3 separate regions of the Homo sapiens genome follow, and regions 1 and 2 are each linked to region 3. A link is a contact called in ENCODE Hi-C or POLR2A ChIA-PET data. All regions are on one chromosome and are shown on one strand. The core of a region is the stretch at or near the end of the contact, and the rest is flanking DNA. Distances in the headings are between cores, read along the strand shown.

Region 1 (2,700 bases), core at 65-2,564, 790 kb after region 3:
GCGAGGAGAGCCACCATGTTCCCTAGCCCCCACAAGAGGCTACAGGACTTGGAGCTGTAGACAGGAGAAAGGCTGGGACCAGCTGACTAGGCGGAAAGTGTGTGTCAAGAAAAACTCCAACGAAGCAGGGGAAACCTGGAAATCTGGCTGAGTGAGGACTTCCCAAAAAAATTAAGGCTCAGAGTTAAAAAGTGAGGAGGTGAGCAGGTAGCAACTATGCCTCCCCAGTCTCTCTCCACCTCCCTGGGGTTTGAAGCAGGAATCAGCAAAACCAACTGGCCCTACACAGGCAGGGCTGAAGCGGGAGGGAGCCAGGGGCGAGGGGAGGACATCCTGCTGTGACGCTTGGCAGGGGCAGGAATGGTGACTTTCCAGATGGAAGTTCAGCGCTTCCTCACCCAGGACCAACTGCACCCCTGTCTGGGATAAAAATAGTACTTCCTCTTCCTTTCTCCCATCATTCTCTTTCACTTCCAACTTCCCATACTCAGATCAGATATGTCCATCCACCCTGGAGCTCCATCCCAGATGATGGACACCCCCACACATATCAGTTCACGCCCATCAGGAGATTCTTCCCTCGATCGCTGAGGCTAAAATCACTCCTCGCATGTCCATCTGGATGCCTTGGGTGATCTCTGTCTCTCTCTCTCTCTCTCTCTCTCTCTCTCTCTCTCTCTCTCTTTCTCAGGAGATTCTTGTCACTGGGGTCTGCCCCAGAAACCAGAAGGATTCCTGGGTCCTCTGAGTCCAGCCTGTCCATCACCCTGCTCCAGGCGGGGTGGCCACAGCCTCAGCCATCACTCTCAGCCCTGCCACTGCCTTGCTGAGAAACCGTGGGCAGTGAGTGCCTTGTTCTCTCTGGGCCTCAGGAGCCTCATCCTCATGGCCTGAGGGACTGGGCTTGGTGGTTTCTGGAAGCCTTTTTAACACCTGACTGTCCATGTGCCTGGTGTCCAGGAAACACGCTCCCAGTCAGGTGGGGCCACTGGTGGACAGCACGACAGAGGCAAGCGACACCAGCTTCGCAGGAAAGAGGCGACCCAGCTACACTGCCTGCCTCCCACCTGACCTTGAGCGAGGATCTTCTCTCCCCAGCCACAAAGGGCTGCTGCATCCCTAGGGAGCCTGGGCCCGCACAGCTGCAGCCGTCTGCTATCAGGCCTCTCACCCCGGCGCCTGCGCCCCCAATACCAGCGCTCCTTACCTGCCCAGCCCGGGAGCCCTCTGGCCCCATTCACATGGTCCTCCTGGCCTAACCTGGCTGCCTGGACAGTCTCAGCTCCCTTCGCCGTCGTAGCCACCACCTGTCTCCCCGCGCCCACGTCCCACCCTGACTTCCTGCCTCCTCCGGAGGGCTCCGCAGCCAACCGGGCCCCAGCAGCCCAACCACAACCCTCTAGCACGCCAAGCTTCCTGCCACCATAGACCCCTGCCTCTCAGCCCCTGGGGGTCCCCTACATCTCCAGACCAGGTCCATCTTCCCCTACTGTCCCAGGGTGACACTGGGAGGTTTAAAGTTGAGGGGAGGATGTCTGATAGACCCTCCCTTCTGCCCTCCAGGGTGCATCTGGGCAAGAGATTCAAGGGCAGCCTTTGGGCCCAGTGAGCAGGGGGCAAGCGGACACACACTCAGCTTATGGTGAGAGGCAAACAGCACCTCAGCACCACCGTTGCAGCTGAGAGACCCTTTTGTTTCTGTCTGGCAGCAAAGGTAGCATCGTTCAGAGTCAGAGGAGAGGACAATATCCCTGTTAAATAGCTGGTGAGCAGACCATGCATGTTACAGTCAGGTCAGGCCGAGAGAACAATTCCCATGTCATCTCAGGGCATGGAACAGTAGCTTTATTATAGTCAAGGGTAGGTGAATGGCAGGCTACCATCCCTCTTACAGACAGAATGCTGGAAAACAGCCTGTTTCAGGAGGCAGACAGGACAACCTCATGTCTTCAAGAGGGCATAGTAACGGCCCCTGCTGTAGTCAGAGGCCAGGACAACACCCATTAATCATGGTTGGAGAGTAGGGCAACAGTTCGAATTCAGGTAGAGGCAAGGCCACAGCCCCTGGCAGAGGTGGAGGGCTTGGCACTATCTCCTGCAACAGGTGGAAGACAGAGCAAACAGGGCCGCTCAGGCCCCCAGGTGCAGGCCACAGACTGTCAGGACTTTCTGTTATAAGCAGGAGGCAAGAAGATTGTCACGAGCAGCAGGCAGGCAAAGAATTTCCATTTCCCCTGGGGCCAGGCTGAGGGGGCACCCATCATTAGCTGAGGGCCAGGTCACCAGTGATATGAGGAACTCCAGGTGGCCTCATCAGGTCCAAGAACTCGGCCTTGACCCCACCAGGAGGAAAGTGCACATGCGTCACTGCCTGAGTGAGCTGGTAGGGGGAGGGGAACCCACAGAGCATTGTTGGGGCTTGTGAGGTGGAAGCGATGCTGTGTGCACCTCAGCTGCAGAGAGAAGTGGGGGCAGGAAATAGGTGGGGGGAAGAGGAAGCCTGAGTTGGAAAGTCAGACAAAGAGGGTAACACAGAAACAAAGGCTGAGAGAGACAAAGTGAAAAACCTTCACAGTGACACAGAGCCTAGAGTTGGAGCTCCAAGCCTGGTGCAGGGCCCAGACTCCCTTGCAATGTAAGCCTGAACACTTCACGGTCCATCTCCCTGTCTCAGCACAGAGTAGAAAGACTGCCGCGCTG
Region 2 (2,700 bases), core at 130-2,629, 960 kb after region 3:
CATAAGTTTCTGGAGGCCTATAACTCTGGGTAACTTTGGGACAGCTTTTTCATCCAGGGCCCCATGATTCAGCTCAAAGGGCATTCTGGGATCTCATGGGCAGGACCCAGGGCCTAAATAAAGGGTCAAGGATATGGCTGGGAGAATCCTGTGGCTGTGGACTGAAAAATTGGACCTACTAGGCTGAGCAGTCTAGCCCAAGCTCCCACGCACCACTTCGCACAAAAGTTCTGCACAAAGCTCCTAAGCACCTAAAAAAGTCACAACCTGACTGGGTGTGGTGGCTCACGACTGTAATCTCAGCAATTTGTGAGGCCGAGGCGGGAGGATCGCTTGAGACCAGGAGTTGGAGACCAGCCTGGGCAACATGGCGAAACCCGGTCTCTATTAAAAAATATATATACATACATATACATATTTTTAAAAAGTTATAACCTGTTCATACCTCTTCACAGTAACACAGCAGCCTCCATTCACATACACCCCACGCCGTAGCATCTCAGCTCGGAAGCGTTTCCCACACTTCGGAGCCAATTTTGGGCTTGGATGTATGCCCAAAATTATAAACCTCCACAAGTCTCTAAAAAGTACCTGGCGAAGAGCTCTGCCCTCCATAAACCCCCAGACCAGAAGCTCTGTTCATACGCTGTTATACTTGGCTTAGAAAATCCCACACAAACACCCTTAGTCCAGTCCAGAAGCTCTGCCCACACCCACTCTCCTCTCTTTAGAAGCTCTGCACCCACATAAAGCCCCTCAGCCCAGAAGCTCCGCCTACACACAACTGTCAGCCCAGAAACCCCGCCCACAAGCCAATAAAAGCCCTCTCAGCCCAGAAGCCCCACTCCAGAATGGGCTCCCTCAGTCGGAAGTCTCCCCGCTCCACCGCCCCCAGTGTAACCCCTCCAACCCAGAAACGCCGACTGCACTAGCGCCCCCTGCCCAGAATCTCCACCCTTAGCGCTGAAGCCACGCCCACTGGTAAGTCCCGCCCCCCTTTCTAGCCCCGACGAGCTGGTCCTCACGAAAGCCCAAGCCCCCACAGGGCTTCGTCTTAGAAGCCCCGCCCACCGTCCAATGTCCCGCCCCCACAACAGAGGCCCCACCCCGCAAAACGACAGGAGGGGGCGGGATCCCGTCTGCGCTCGCATCCCCTCCCCCTCCCGTCACCGGGCTCCTGTCCGCGTGGAGCAGCAATTAGCAGCCTGGCCATCCTAACCCGTGCGCCCGCTCGTTGCCAGGCCGAGCCTGAGCCGCTCTGCTCACCCATCTCCTCCCCCCGGTGCTCTCCGCTTCGCCGCCGCAGCTCCTGCGGGCAATATGTCGGAGGCGACGGCGGCCGGGAGAGGACTAACCGCCGCAGCCCAGTCCCGGGTATCAGCCGCGCGCTCCCGCCGCGCCGCTACATTTGCATACAAGGCGGGCTGGAAGCTGGCGCGCGCTTCTTAAAGGGGCCGCCCGGACGGAGGCGGTGCCTGCGCGCTCTTTGTCTCTCGGTCCCCCACGCCCTTCCTGCAGCTGCTGGTGAAGAGACTCAAGAGGGAGGGGAACGGAACCCACCTCCTGCTCTTCCCGTGCGTGTCTTCTCTCAGCATCTCCTGGACCGGGGCGGCGGCGACCGGAGGAGGGTGCGGAGCCGCCTCTCCGCTCCCCTAGGGGTGGACCATATCCCTGACCGGTCCGCAGGCACCTCCAGCCCAGCCCCACGTTGCGCTTCATCCTTCTCTTAGGCCTCACTGCGCTTTAGTCCACCCCAGTCAAAATCCAGGAGTCATTTCCTCCCTCCCTCGGCCCCCACATCCGATCTTTGCCTTAGTCTTTGTGAGCCTAAGTCCTAAATATTTCTCACATTTGACGTTACTCACCGTTCTCATTGTCAACACCGTGGTTCAGATCCTGACTGCCATTTCCCAGCCTTGCAATCTTGTTTTTTTATGCTTTACGATGAGGCTGCTGATGGTCACCGTGTAGGTTTCGGTGAGGGTTAAATGAAATAGAGCATGCAGAACTGAGTCTGTTTTAGTATTAGCCATCACGATGTTTGGAGAAGCATTGACTAAATGAGCTACATTTATTGTCATTAGGATTCTTCCCTCACAAGACCTACAAGCAGTTTTAGTCATCTTGTAGCTCCATTGCTTAGCACAGTGCTTGGCACTTAATAGCAGTATTCAATTAATTGAATGAATTAGTAGATATTTCATTAATAGTCATAGAGCTTACAGTCAAGTGGGAGGAGATAGACATGAACAAAATTGGTAAATTCTGTAGTATGTTAGATGGGAATGGTGTGAAGGAAAAACAGGAAAGGGGGATGGGGTTGCAGTTTTAAATAGGGCAGGCAGAGCAGGCTTCAGAGTTGACTTGAGTAAACACATGAAGGAAATGAGTGAGTCAGTGGTGCAGATTTCTGGAGAAAGGGGGCATTTCAGGCAGAGGGAATAGTTAGTGCAAGGTCCCTCAGGCAGGAGGGTGTATTTATTTTATTATTTTGTTTTTTGAGGGGATGGAGTCTCTGTTGCCCAGGCTGGAGAGCAGTGGCTCGATCTCGGCTCACTGCAACCTCCACCTGCTGGGTGCAAGCGATTCTCCTGCCTCAGCCTCCCAACAAGCTGAAATTACAGGCGTGCACCACCATGCCCGGCTAATTTTTGTTTTTGTTTTGTTTTGTTTTTTTGAGACTGGAGTCTCCCTTTCTGT
Region 3 (2,968 bases), core at 466-2,965:
GAAATGAATGTTGACTTCTGTGTGGTAAGGAAGAGACCACAGCTGGGCTGGGCACAGTGGCTCACGCCTGTAATCCCAGCACTTTGGGAGGCCCAGGCGCGCGGATCACGAGGTCAGGAGATCAAGACCATCCTGACTAACACGGTGAAATCCCGTGTCTACTAAAAGTATAAAAAAAATTAGCCAGGCGTGGTGGTGGGCACCTATAGTCCCAGCTACGCAGGAGGCTGAGGCAGGAGAATGGCGTGAACCCAGGAGGTGGAGCTTGCAGTGAGCCGAGATCGCGCCACTGCACTCCAGCCTGGGCAACAGAGCGAGACCACGTCTCAAAAAAAAAAAAAAAAAGAAGAGACCACAGCTGAAGGGATAGCAAATTCATCATCAAGATGTAGAAAATGAGTTGTTAGGAGCCTGTGGGGAAACATAATCGTTTCATTACACACTCTTAACTAAAGGTCCAAAGAGGCCCTTGGAGCTGGATGAAACTTTCACACACCAAAAAGCTGTAGAAATTATTTCCCTATCCAAGAGGGTCATCTCTTTTGAGAAAAACTATCTTTTCCTGACTTTAAAAGGTTAACGTTTTTCTTAATATAAAGGTAAAACTTGTTTTAAACTTAAGTTTTTAAACTTATTAAGAATTTACCATAGAACTTTAAAAAATCTATTAAAATATACAAAGGAGAGGTGCTCCTCTAATCACACTACACAGCGGTCTACACTTGTAATAAACAAAATCGGGATTTTTTGGGGGGGGAGTGGGACGGAGTTTCACTCTTGTTGCCCAGGCTGGAGTGTAATGGCTCAATCTTGGCTCACTGTAACCTCCGCCTCCTGGGTTCAAGCAGTTCTCCTGCCTCAGCCTCCCAAGTAGCTGGGATTACAGGCATATGCCACCACTCCCAGCTAATTTTGTATTTTCAGTAGAGATGGGGTTTCATCATGTTGGTCAGGCTGGTCTCGAACTTCTGACCTCAGGTAATCCGCTCGCCATGGTCTCCCAAAGTGTGGGGATTACAGGCGTGAGCCACCGCGTCCGGCCAAAATTCGGATTTTGTTGTAACTGCAATTTTGTATCTCGCTTTGCTAACATTTTCCCGCATGATTAAATTATCTTATACAACAGGGGTATTCCAGGATACAAATTGGTTGCAATTTATTTAACCAATCTCTTATTGTTGGACATTTGGAGTATTGCCTTTATTTTATGGTTTTTCTCGGGCTTTTGGGCTAAGTGTTGCAATTAACAACTTTGTTACACGAATCTTTACTCATATCCTTGATTTTATCCATTGAATTCGTGGAAGTGGAATTGCTGGACCAAAGGGTATTTGAAACATATTACTAATTTGTCTTCTAAGAGTGATTTTACCCATTTAAACTCCCACGCGCAATTTAATAGGATTTCAATGTTGTTGCTGGTGTCGTCAACTGTCAAATGCCGAAGTATACCTTCCGGCCTGACCTCCTGTCCTCCTTCGCGTTTTCCCGCCCACTCCGCACACCCGCCACCCTTAGTACATGCTGGCCCGCCCCTTCCTTATCCCGCACCAATTCTGTCCAATCAAAAGCAAAGTTCCTCAGTATCGCCGTGCAGTTGGTAAGGTGAAGAGTCCGTCGTGCTCAGGGGCGGGCGGAACGGGCTGACGGACGCGGCTATGGGCCAGTGTGAGCGGCGAGTGGGACGTGCGTGGCGTGCGTGCGTTGACCTGGGAAGCACTGGACCTGTGAGGCGTGCGAACTGGTGGCAGTGAGAGACTTCGGCGGACATGGCTCCCAGCGTGCCAGCGGCAGAACCCGAGTATCCTAAAGGCATCCGGGCCGTGCTGCTGGGGCCTCCCGGGGCCGGTAAAGGGACCCAGGTGAGCGGCAGGACTGGGCTTGGCGGCGGAGCCTGCTGAACTCCAAGGTCAAGGCGGCCGGAGATCTAGAAGCCCTGGACCTGCCCGGAGCGGGCCGGGGACTAAGGCCTGCGGGGAACGCTGGCCGGGGTCTCGGTTCTGGTGGGGCATTTCGGAGAGGGTCCAAATTGGAGGTCGGGGCAGTCTGAGTTAGGATTGGAGTGCCCGAGGGATTCAGTGTTGAAGTGTTGGGTTAGGGAATGTGAGGGCTGATTAATTCCACTAAGGGTCTAGAGACTGGAAAGGTTTGAGGGGTAGAGTGAGCCCTGGGCCGAGGCATCTAGATTACAGGCTGAATGGAGGCAATTAGCTTTATGGCCCAGGTTACCTGCGAGTTGGAGGTGAATTGTCCAGAATCAGGGTTACATTCCAGGCACTGGAGGTCGGGAGATTTTGATAATGATTTATGACTTAGGGGGAGGGGAGGAGAAGCATCTCCAACACGTGGGGCAGAGTGAGAGGTGACATGTGCTGTGTGAGCCAGTTGAATTGAGATGGGAGGAAACCTAAGGCTCTCCCTGTTTGAAAGTTGGGGGTGAATGTGTAGAACTGGTTTATAGCCTGGAGACCCATGAGTCGCAACCTTTGAGTAGTGTCCACAATAAGGGTTGGGAGTGCTCATGGGACCTGGCTTGGAGTTAGGACCTGAGGCTACTGAAGGCTAAGCAGCTTGGGATGACGCAAATGATTTTAGATGAAAAGGAACTTGAATTTTTTTTTATTTTGTTTTTATTATTTTTGTTTGTTTGTATCTTCCTTCCCTTTGGTTTTTATTTATTTTTTCCTTTTTTTATTTTGTTGTTGTTTATAGGGAACTTGAAATTTTAACTTTATCAATCAACAGGTTAAAAAACAGGCCCAGAAAGGTCAGGTGGCTTTCCCAAATTAGTGAAATGAGTTTCATGAGCCTGAGACCTCAGGAACCATGGAGTTAGAGTCTGAAGTTACCATCTGCCCTAGCAGGCAACAGGGGCCTCACTTGGGATCTGGGCCCCTTCTAGATCTGGGACATAATGGGGCCATAGATTAGGGTTGGGATCGATGATCTCATTTCGGATTTGGAAGCC

What was found. A loop is a pair of places that touch in the nucleus more often than their neighbours do. ChIA-PET counts read pairs that join two places held with the same protein, here RNA polymerase II (POLR2A). Pooled maps may share reads with other maps.
Region 1: a pooled map shows a loop between it and region 3 (3-fold over the local background). The contact joins the promoter of LCK here to the promoter of AK2 in region 3. A Hi-C loop is called at or near these places in 2 of 50 pooled maps. POLR2A ChIA-PET finds 5 or more read pairs at or near these places in 2 of 52 experiments (HEK293T and activated naive CD4-positive, alpha-beta T cell).
Region 2: a pooled map shows a loop between it and region 3 (6-fold over the local background). The contact joins the promoter of TMEM39B here to the promoter of AK2 in region 3. A Hi-C loop is called at or near these places in 7 of 50 pooled maps. POLR2A ChIA-PET finds 5 or more read pairs at or near these places in 2 of 52 experiments (activated CD4-positive, alpha-beta T cell and activated T-cell).

Annotation. Positions count from the first base shown.
Region 1 is chr1:32,249,879-32,252,578 of GRCh38, reverse strand. It overlaps LCK (LCK proto-oncogene, Src family tyrosine kinase), which reads right to left and starts at 1,314. Exons shown (of 13, transcript NM_005356.5): 1 at 1,208-1,314. RefSeq lists enhancers at 1,962-2,051, 2,102-2,311, 2,502-2,700.
Region 2 is chr1:32,071,618-32,074,317 of GRCh38, reverse strand. It overlaps TMEM39B (transmembrane protein 39B), which reads right to left and starts at 1,379. Exons shown (of 9, transcript NM_018056.4): 1 at 1,267-1,379. The coding sequence starts at 1,270. RefSeq lists an enhancer at 1,375-1,980.
Region 3 is chr1:33,035,630-33,038,597 of GRCh38, reverse strand. AK2 (adenylate kinase 2) reads left to right here and starts at 1,715. Exons shown (of 6, transcript NM_001625.4): 1 at 1,715-1,862. The coding sequence starts at 1,770. RefSeq lists an enhancer at 1,737-1,896.